Linked DNA regions of Homo sapiens: regions 1 and 3 are each linked to region 2. Evidence: chromatin loops called from intact Hi-C (ENCODE). Cell type or tissue: mammary epithelial cell. All regions are shown on one strand.

What was found. A loop is a pair of places that touch in the nucleus more often than their neighbours do. Peaks named below come from ENCODE experiments on the same cell type or tissue, not always from the same donor. Only the 100,000 strongest peaks of a DNase experiment are listed, where the experiment ranks them.
Region 1: it touches region 2 in a loop (5-fold over the local background); 2 of 110 quality-filtered maps call a loop at or near these places.
Region 3: a loop joins it to region 2, with 5 times the contacts of the local background. A loop is called at or near these places in 4 of 110 quality-filtered maps.

The regions. Positions count from the first base shown.
Region 1 is chr4:53,986,621-53,989,120 of GRCh38, forward strand. It overlaps the pseudogene RPL21P44. Among named protein-coding and RNA genes, the nearest start is that of CHIC2, 77 kb to the right of the region's middle. In mammary epithelial cell, no CTCF peak of the experiment used is centred here; a DNase peak (open chromatin) is centred at 1,441; H3K27ac peaks cover 760 bases.
Region 2 is chr4:54,216,851-54,219,350 of GRCh38, forward strand. No RefSeq gene overlaps it. Among named protein-coding and RNA genes, the nearest start is that of PDGFRA, 11 kb to the right of the region's middle. In mammary epithelial cell, a CTCF peak has its summit at 1,140 (motif pointing left); a DNase peak (open chromatin) is centred at 1,011; H3K4me3 peaks cover 480 bases; H3K27ac peaks cover 237 bases.
Region 3 is chr4:54,011,064-54,013,563 of GRCh38, forward strand. The region is part of intron 5 of CHIC2 (cysteine rich hydrophobic domain 2); the gene reads right to left. Among named protein-coding and RNA genes, the nearest start is that of CHIC2, 52 kb to the right of the region's middle. In mammary epithelial cell, no CTCF peak of the experiment used is centred here; no DNase peak of the experiment used is centred here.

The sequences.
Region 1 (2,500 bases), 230 kb before region 2:
AGCTCAGGCTCCTTCCCACAAGCTTTCACAAAGTGCGCTTCTCTGGGTGGAGCAGGCTGGTGCTTCACTTGAACCCAGGTACCTTCCTCTTTGGCTTCTTTCTTTTTCTGATCATTTTCCTTCACACATTTCAGGAAGCTATCTCGGCTCTTACAGTGCTTAATGTGCTCAATATGCACATTAATTCTCTTGGCAAGAATCTTACCCTTGTTTACAACAATGCCAACAGCATGCTGGGGAACACTGTAGACTTTCAGTTTTGCCATGGTAACACTTGTGGGGCATTCCTTTTTGAACAGTATCCATTCCGTTGATGTGTACCATATCACCTTTCTTATAGATTCGCATATTTGTAACCAAAGGAACAAGTCCATGTTTTCTAAAAGGCCTAGAGAATGTATACCGGTGCCTCTCCTCTTCCCCCTTTGTGTTCATCATTGTGGCAAATTACTGGAAGGTGGCAGTTTTGGCCGAAAGGAAGGACTGCTTCCTTAACTTTCCTAACTCATATGTGTCTTGTGTTTGTTTCTGTTGTGGATTCTTAGTCACATGGCCTTGTTCTGTATGGTCTGCATTTTCAGGAAAAGCATCCCAGCCTAAGTGGCCCTTGTACCCGTGAAGAAATAGGCAGTGTCACTTTTACTTTGTGTTCTCCTTTCCTCCACCATTTCCTCCTAGTGTGTCCTTGTTTTCAGAAACACTAGACTGATTTTTAAAAATAATATTGTATACTCCGCCTCATTGCAAGAAGACTCAATCTGGCTTCTTCGCTCCATTCTTTTTTTTTTTTTTTTTTTTTGAGACAGAGTTCACTTTCTCGCCCAGGCTGGAGTGAAGTGGCGCAATCTTGGCTCACTGCGACCTCCGCCCCACAAGTTCAAGTGATTCTCCTGCCTCAACCTCCCGGGTAGCTGTGATTATAGGTGCCCACCACCACGCCTGGCTAATTTTTGTATTCTTAATAGAGACGGAGTTTCTCCATGTTGGCCAGGCTGGTCTCGAACTCCTGACCTCAGGTGATCCACCTGCCTCAGCCTCCCAAAGTGCTGGGATTACAGGTATGAGCCACTGCCCCTGGCCTCTTCCTTCCATTCTATCTGTTCTTTTTATTATTGCAGTACAAAGAAGTAAAATGATATCTCCCTCTCATCTTCTGCTCCTCACAGTCAGCCATGCCCCCACAACCTTGTCATCACTAGGAAAAGGAGTGTAGGAGGGCTCTCTTCACCCCCGACATTCACTTTTCAGAGCTGTGTGTTATTTTTAAGGATGCATCATGGCTTTGTGGGAAAGCCTTAGTGTGTGTGTGTGTATGTGTGTGTGTGTATGTATGTGTGTGTGTGTGTGTGTGTGTGTAATTCCAGTCAAAGGTAAGAGTGTTTAAAGCTTTTCTGTGTTGTGCTAAGCCCTTCTCCCTGAGTCTTCTCTCTTAGATACAGTGTGATTCATCTAACTCCAGTGACTAATGGCCATGCCAAGTACAGGGTGTTGGTCTCTGTTCTTTGGTCTCTCTCTCAGTGACTGAAGAGTGGACAAGGCACACAAAAGAGAGCTCTAAAGGCAGTCAATCAATACTGCAGACTGACTGACAATGGCAGTATTAAGTGCCATAGTGGTTGGGTTTACTGGAATGAGTGCAAAATAAGGACCAGAGCTGGCCAAATTAGCTTTACATAATAACACTAGGCAATTGGTATTGGAAGAGATGGCTAAAGCCCAGGCCACAGGATAAGCAGGTCCCTTCCAGCTTTGACTATAGTTTTGGTGTTTGTTTTTTTGTTTTGTTTTGTTTTTGTTTTTTTGTGAGACAGGGTCTCTATCTCCCAGGCTGGAGTGCAGTGGTATGATCCTGGCTCACTGCAGCCTTGACTTCCTGGGCTCAAGCAATCCTCCCACTCAGCATCCCAAATAGCTGGGACTACAAGCAGGCCACCACGGCTGGCTAATTTTTGTATTTTCTGTAGAGACAGGGTTTTGTCATGTTTTCCAGGCTGGTCTCGAACTCCTGAGCTCAAGTGATTTGCCTGCCTCAGCCTCCCAAAGTGCTGAGATTACAGGTGTGAGCCACCGTGCTCAGCCTTCACCTTTAACTATCTGTAGTTATTTAGCAAGTAGGACTTGGTCTGCAGCACAGCGGTAATTCCACTACTCTTTAACTAAAGTAAGAAGTAACAATGACACTCAGAATTATTTTTAATTTACTTTTGGTATATTCTAATTCATTAATGAGCAAACAACTGAAAAAAGAAGAAAAACATGTTAATCTTCCATCGTTATTGGAAAAAAACAGCTTTGTTGTAACTAAAATTTCATGTATTATTAATTTGAGACAAGGTCTCACTTTGTCACTGAGGCTGGAGTGCATGGAGTGCAGTGGTGTGATCATGGCTCACTGCAGCCTCAAACTCTTGGGTTCAAGCAATCCTCCCGCTTCAGCCTCTAAAATAACTAGAACTACAGGTATGCACCGCCATGCCAGGCTAATTTTTTAAATTATTTT
Region 2 (2,500 bases):
CTCTAGAAGAAACACACCACTGGTCGTTCTTCTCTCTCTCTCTTTTTTTTTTTTTGAGACGGAGTCTCACTCTGTCGCCCAGTCTGGAGTGCAGTGAAACGATCTCGGCTCACTGCAACTTCCATCTCCCAGGTTCAAGCGATTCTTGTGCCTCAGCCTCCCAAGTAGCTGGGACTACAGGCATGCGACACCACACCCGGCTAATTTTTATATATTTAGTAGAGACGGGGTTTCTGCATGTTGGCCAGGCTGGTCTCGAACTCCTTGCCTCAAGTGATTCGCCTGCCTCGGCCTCCCAAAGTGCTGGCAATACAGATGTGAGCCACCGCGCCCGGCCCGTTCTTCTTACTTTTTTTTTTTTTTTTTTTTTTTTAATGAGACACAGTCTCCCTCTGTCACCAGGCTGAAATGCTGTGGCTCGATCTCTGCTCACGGCAACCTCTGACTCCCTGGTTCAAGCGATTCTCCTGCCTCAGCTTCCCAAGTAGCTGGTATTACAGGCATGCGCTAGCATGTCCAGCTAATTTTTGTATTTTTAATAGAGACGGGGTTTCACCATGTTAGCCAGGATGGTCTCGAACTCCTGACCTCGTGATCCGCCCACCTCGGCCTCGCAAAGTACTGGGATAACAGGCGTGAGCCACCGCGCCTGGCCTGGTTCTTCTTACTCTTAAAGACAGCTCAGACAGCAGCCCAAGAAGCCCCCCGCCCCGCCCCCCAAATCTCTTAGTTTGGGTAAAGCGCCCCGATTCCGTGTGGTCATGGCTTTATATTTGTCCCTCTTCCTGTTCAAATAACTTGTGCGCCTATATAGGGCCTGGCCCGCGGTGGAATGGACGCGGCTGCAGCTGGAATCGCATCACTCCCTCCTCCCCTCCCCCAGCACTGACATACGAGCCCCAGTGTCCTGAGGATGACTCCAAACAGCGTCGGACCTTCAAGTGGAACCTCAGGCTTGTTAAGGAGTGGCCTGGAACTGCACCAGATTTTAGGGGTGCCTGGGGAGGCTTAGAGATGGGAGACGCCCTGACTTGGTTCCTTTCCAGAACATTTGGGAACACTTGGCTTGGTTTCAGTCACCAAATGCGGACTCGCCCAGGGTGGACTTAGTTCTGAGGTGGCCTCTTGCTCCCTCTAGTGGTTTAGAAATCACTGCAGGCGGGTTAAAGACGGGTCTGGTTTTTCTCCGAGGAGGAATCCGCATTAACCATTTAGACATCTACTGCGCAGTGAAGTCAATTCATGACTACGTTTTTGAGCAATCCAATAATTAACCAAATGCACACACAATAAGGACTTTGGACCGTCTTGTGGATCCTTGGAGGACCTTGGGTTCATTTTACAATGCAAACCTAACAGGCTGTAAGTACCCAAGGGATAATTGAAAATATGCTTTAATCAAAGGCAATCACCCTGTCATTGTCAGCCTGTGAAACATTAGCTCGTGGAGCGGGATGAGAGCACGCAGTTCTCTTATCGCTCCAAGATAACTCCACCAGGATGACAGAAAAGCATCAGATTTGGAGATGTCACCAGTCTGGAGTCTCAGTTACATTCAAATTTCATGATAGCCTATCCTTGGGGAACTGAATTGTCTCTTTTGAACAAAGACAATTTCTTAGTTGAGTGAGTTCAGTCATTTTTTGATTCAATATCAGATCATTACAGTTCCTTTGGGACATAAAAACTATCGTTTCCAGAGGCAGAGGAGTGTACTTTGCTATGTTTGTACCTGCCCTACACACAAACTTCTTATGCAACATACATTTTCTGAATGACTTAAAAATAATAGCTGAATATGGCATCTTTCTTCAGAATTGCACGAAGCTTTAAATATCACCTACTGTGGGGTGCAGCGGCGCATGCCTGTAATCCCAGCACTGGTAAGGCTGTAATGGGAGAATTAGGCTTTGATTTTCGGAGTTTGAAACCAGCCTGGGCAACATAGGGAGACACTGTTTCAATTATAAATAAATAAATATCACCTCCTCAGAGAAGATTTCCTGAGGCAGCAGACCAGCTTGGGCTTCCCACAGTGACGATGGCCTCCCACAGCACTGGGTGACCACAGAGCACTAGTCACGCCTGCCATTTAATGAGGGCCTGGTTTGTTTTCCGTCTGTCTCCTCTGTCCAAAGCTGAGCTCCGTGGTTGGTTGTTTGTCCATGACAGCATGCCAGAGTCTAGCGCAGTGCCTGGTATAAGAGGTGCTGAATAAATATTTGTCAACTGATACAATCTAGGGGGGTAAATGCTGAGGAGACAGACAGCAGAGGAGAGCTGGTGCTGTTTTTTTTTTTTTTTTTTTTGAGACAGGGTCTCACTCTGTCACCCAGGCTGAAGTGCAGTGGTGCCATCTCGGCTCATTGCAACCTCCACTTCCCAGGCTCAAGCGATTCTCCTGCCTCAGGCTCCCAAACAGCTGGGATTGCAGGAGGTCACCACCACACCTGGCTAATTTTTGTATTTTTAGTAGAGACGGAGTTTCACCATGTTGGTC
Region 3 (2,500 bases), 210 kb before region 2:
ATTAAATAGATGGTGATTTAAAAATTATTTGATTTTAAAAGTTTCTAAGTCTAGTGAACTCATCATTCTTTTTCAGAAACTGTGTCTTGCTTGATATGACCTCCAGATTTCAATACTTCTACAAATTAGCTGTCTGGGCCAGGAATCTTCATTTTCACTCTTCAGTTCTCCTGGCTTTTGATCTGCCTCAATAAAGAAGATACACTTCTATACCTGGCTCAAAAATATTCCTGTCCTACTCTAGGTATCCTGCACTAAGGCTTAGCTGTCACATTTGCCACTCTCCTGACCTGTGATTTGCCTACAAAATATTCACTAGCTCCCTGTTAAAATACTTTCTCCCAACTAGCTTCTTCATTTGAGCTAGATTTTCCTGTTTCTCAGGTTTCTTATCTATAAAATAAAAGCATTGAACTAGATAACAAGATTCTTTGCAGCTTTAAAATTTGACAATTAAATGTTTAAACTACTTAGGAGTCAACATTAAATAAATAATTTTGTATTTCAAGTATGTCCTCAATCAGTCTTTATAATTTTAGTCCCCAGGTATGGGCATCCCCACACTTTATAATATACACTTTTAATACATAACATAAAATAAAGGCTATCTTTGCCTACATTTGAACTATTAGTTTTTAAATAATATATTCTACAAATTTTTCCTTCAGAAGCCACACATAGAGACTGGCCACTTGTCTCATTTATTCTAAATCATCCATCTCTACCATATCTGAACAAAGAAAAGTTAGTGCCAAGGTGGAATATATATATATATATTTTTTAGTATCTCCAATGTTCAAATTATAATCAAGGATAATTATTTTCTTTTAACAAAATTAAATTCCTGTAAGTTAAAGAAAAGTTGAAGAAAAGAGGGACACATGGTTAAAAAGGCCCAAATTCATTAGATAAAATGAATTTTATTTGCTAGTTTAACTTTTAAAATTCATTTTTATAAATTTTTTAAGCTACATTATTCTCACTTTCAACTATCACAAATATATATATATACTCTAAGAAAATCCAGCAGAACACATTTTTTCTCCCCAGCTTATTATTATTTTTTTTAAAGAGAGGTGGGTATTGCTATGTTACCCAAACTGTCTTTGTACTCCTAGACGCAAGTGATCCTGCTGCCTCAGCCTCCCCAGCTAGACTACTGGCATGCCCACTACACCCAGCTTTTTCCTGGCAATTGAAATATTTATTTTATCTTTACTACTCTTCTGGGTATCTTCTATGATGGAGTGAAAATAATATAATGGCTTTAGCAGAAGTGCTTAATTATCTAAAAATTCAAGGAAACTTATTTGACAAACAAAGCATATAGTTCAGAATGTTTTGGAAGGTTATAAATTATTTTATGAATAAATTATAGTCATATAGTTCTATCTGGAATTCATAGCATTGGGATAACTTTTATGTTTTCCTTTCCAAAGTAAATTTAGAAATGCATGAAAAAATTAATACCTCAGTTTTAAGCTTAGTGTTTGTGTTATAAATGTAGTAAATATTTTTTTCACTAAATTCTTTACATCTCCTATCCATCCCTCTCCCCAAAATATATACATAAACCCTCTATCTAAGATGAAAATACAAGAGTAGTCTCCTCACCTCAAAATGAGTTACTCAAATGTGTTATGATTATAAAGAAGTATCAAGTGTCTTTCTCATCATCATACATTAACATGTTTGATGTAGTAAAGATAAAATCTACATTATTTGGTTCATTGAATAAAGCTAGTCTAAGACATTTTAAAAATATTTTTTATGTTCAAGGCTAGAAATAGGATTTGACTGTGGGATAATGAAAGAACAGGAAAATGCTAACAGACAAAAATGATTTTATGATAATTTACAACTAAACACTGTTTTAATCAATATTTTACACATACACACGCACACATCTATGATGGCTATATTGTTTTAAAGAATAGACAAAATTCCTCAGAAATGTTGTAACAGGTACTTCACAAAGGCTCTGAGTTTTATTTTCAACTATTAACTTTTCCTTAGATCTTTTCTTTTAAAGTAATAACCTGGCCATATTTAAAATAAAATATCCAAGCTCAAAAGAGAATTAAAATTCTTAATTTTCTAGAGTATTCTGAAATTTTCAAAAGGAGAAAAACTGTTCAAGTAAATCATGGAGTCAGTAAATTAAATCCCATGCTGAGTAAGTTCTAAAATTCATTGTATATATATGCCAAATTAGATATTTTTTAACAAGTAAACACAAGATGATCAACATCTCATCTCCTGCTTACTTTTAATTTTTACAAAGCAGTATTCTAATAACACTTTAAAAGAGATTCTTTAAAGGGCACTGAGGTACGGGCAGTTAAAATCTATAAAGGGTAAAGGTTTCTTAAGCTCCAATGGCTTGGCTGAAAGGTTTTCTTCCATACTTGGAAACTTGATTAGCATTATATAAAAAAGCCATATCTGACTTGCTGCGTAACCAAAGTTGTGGTTATTCTTTATACAGCATCTAAAATTT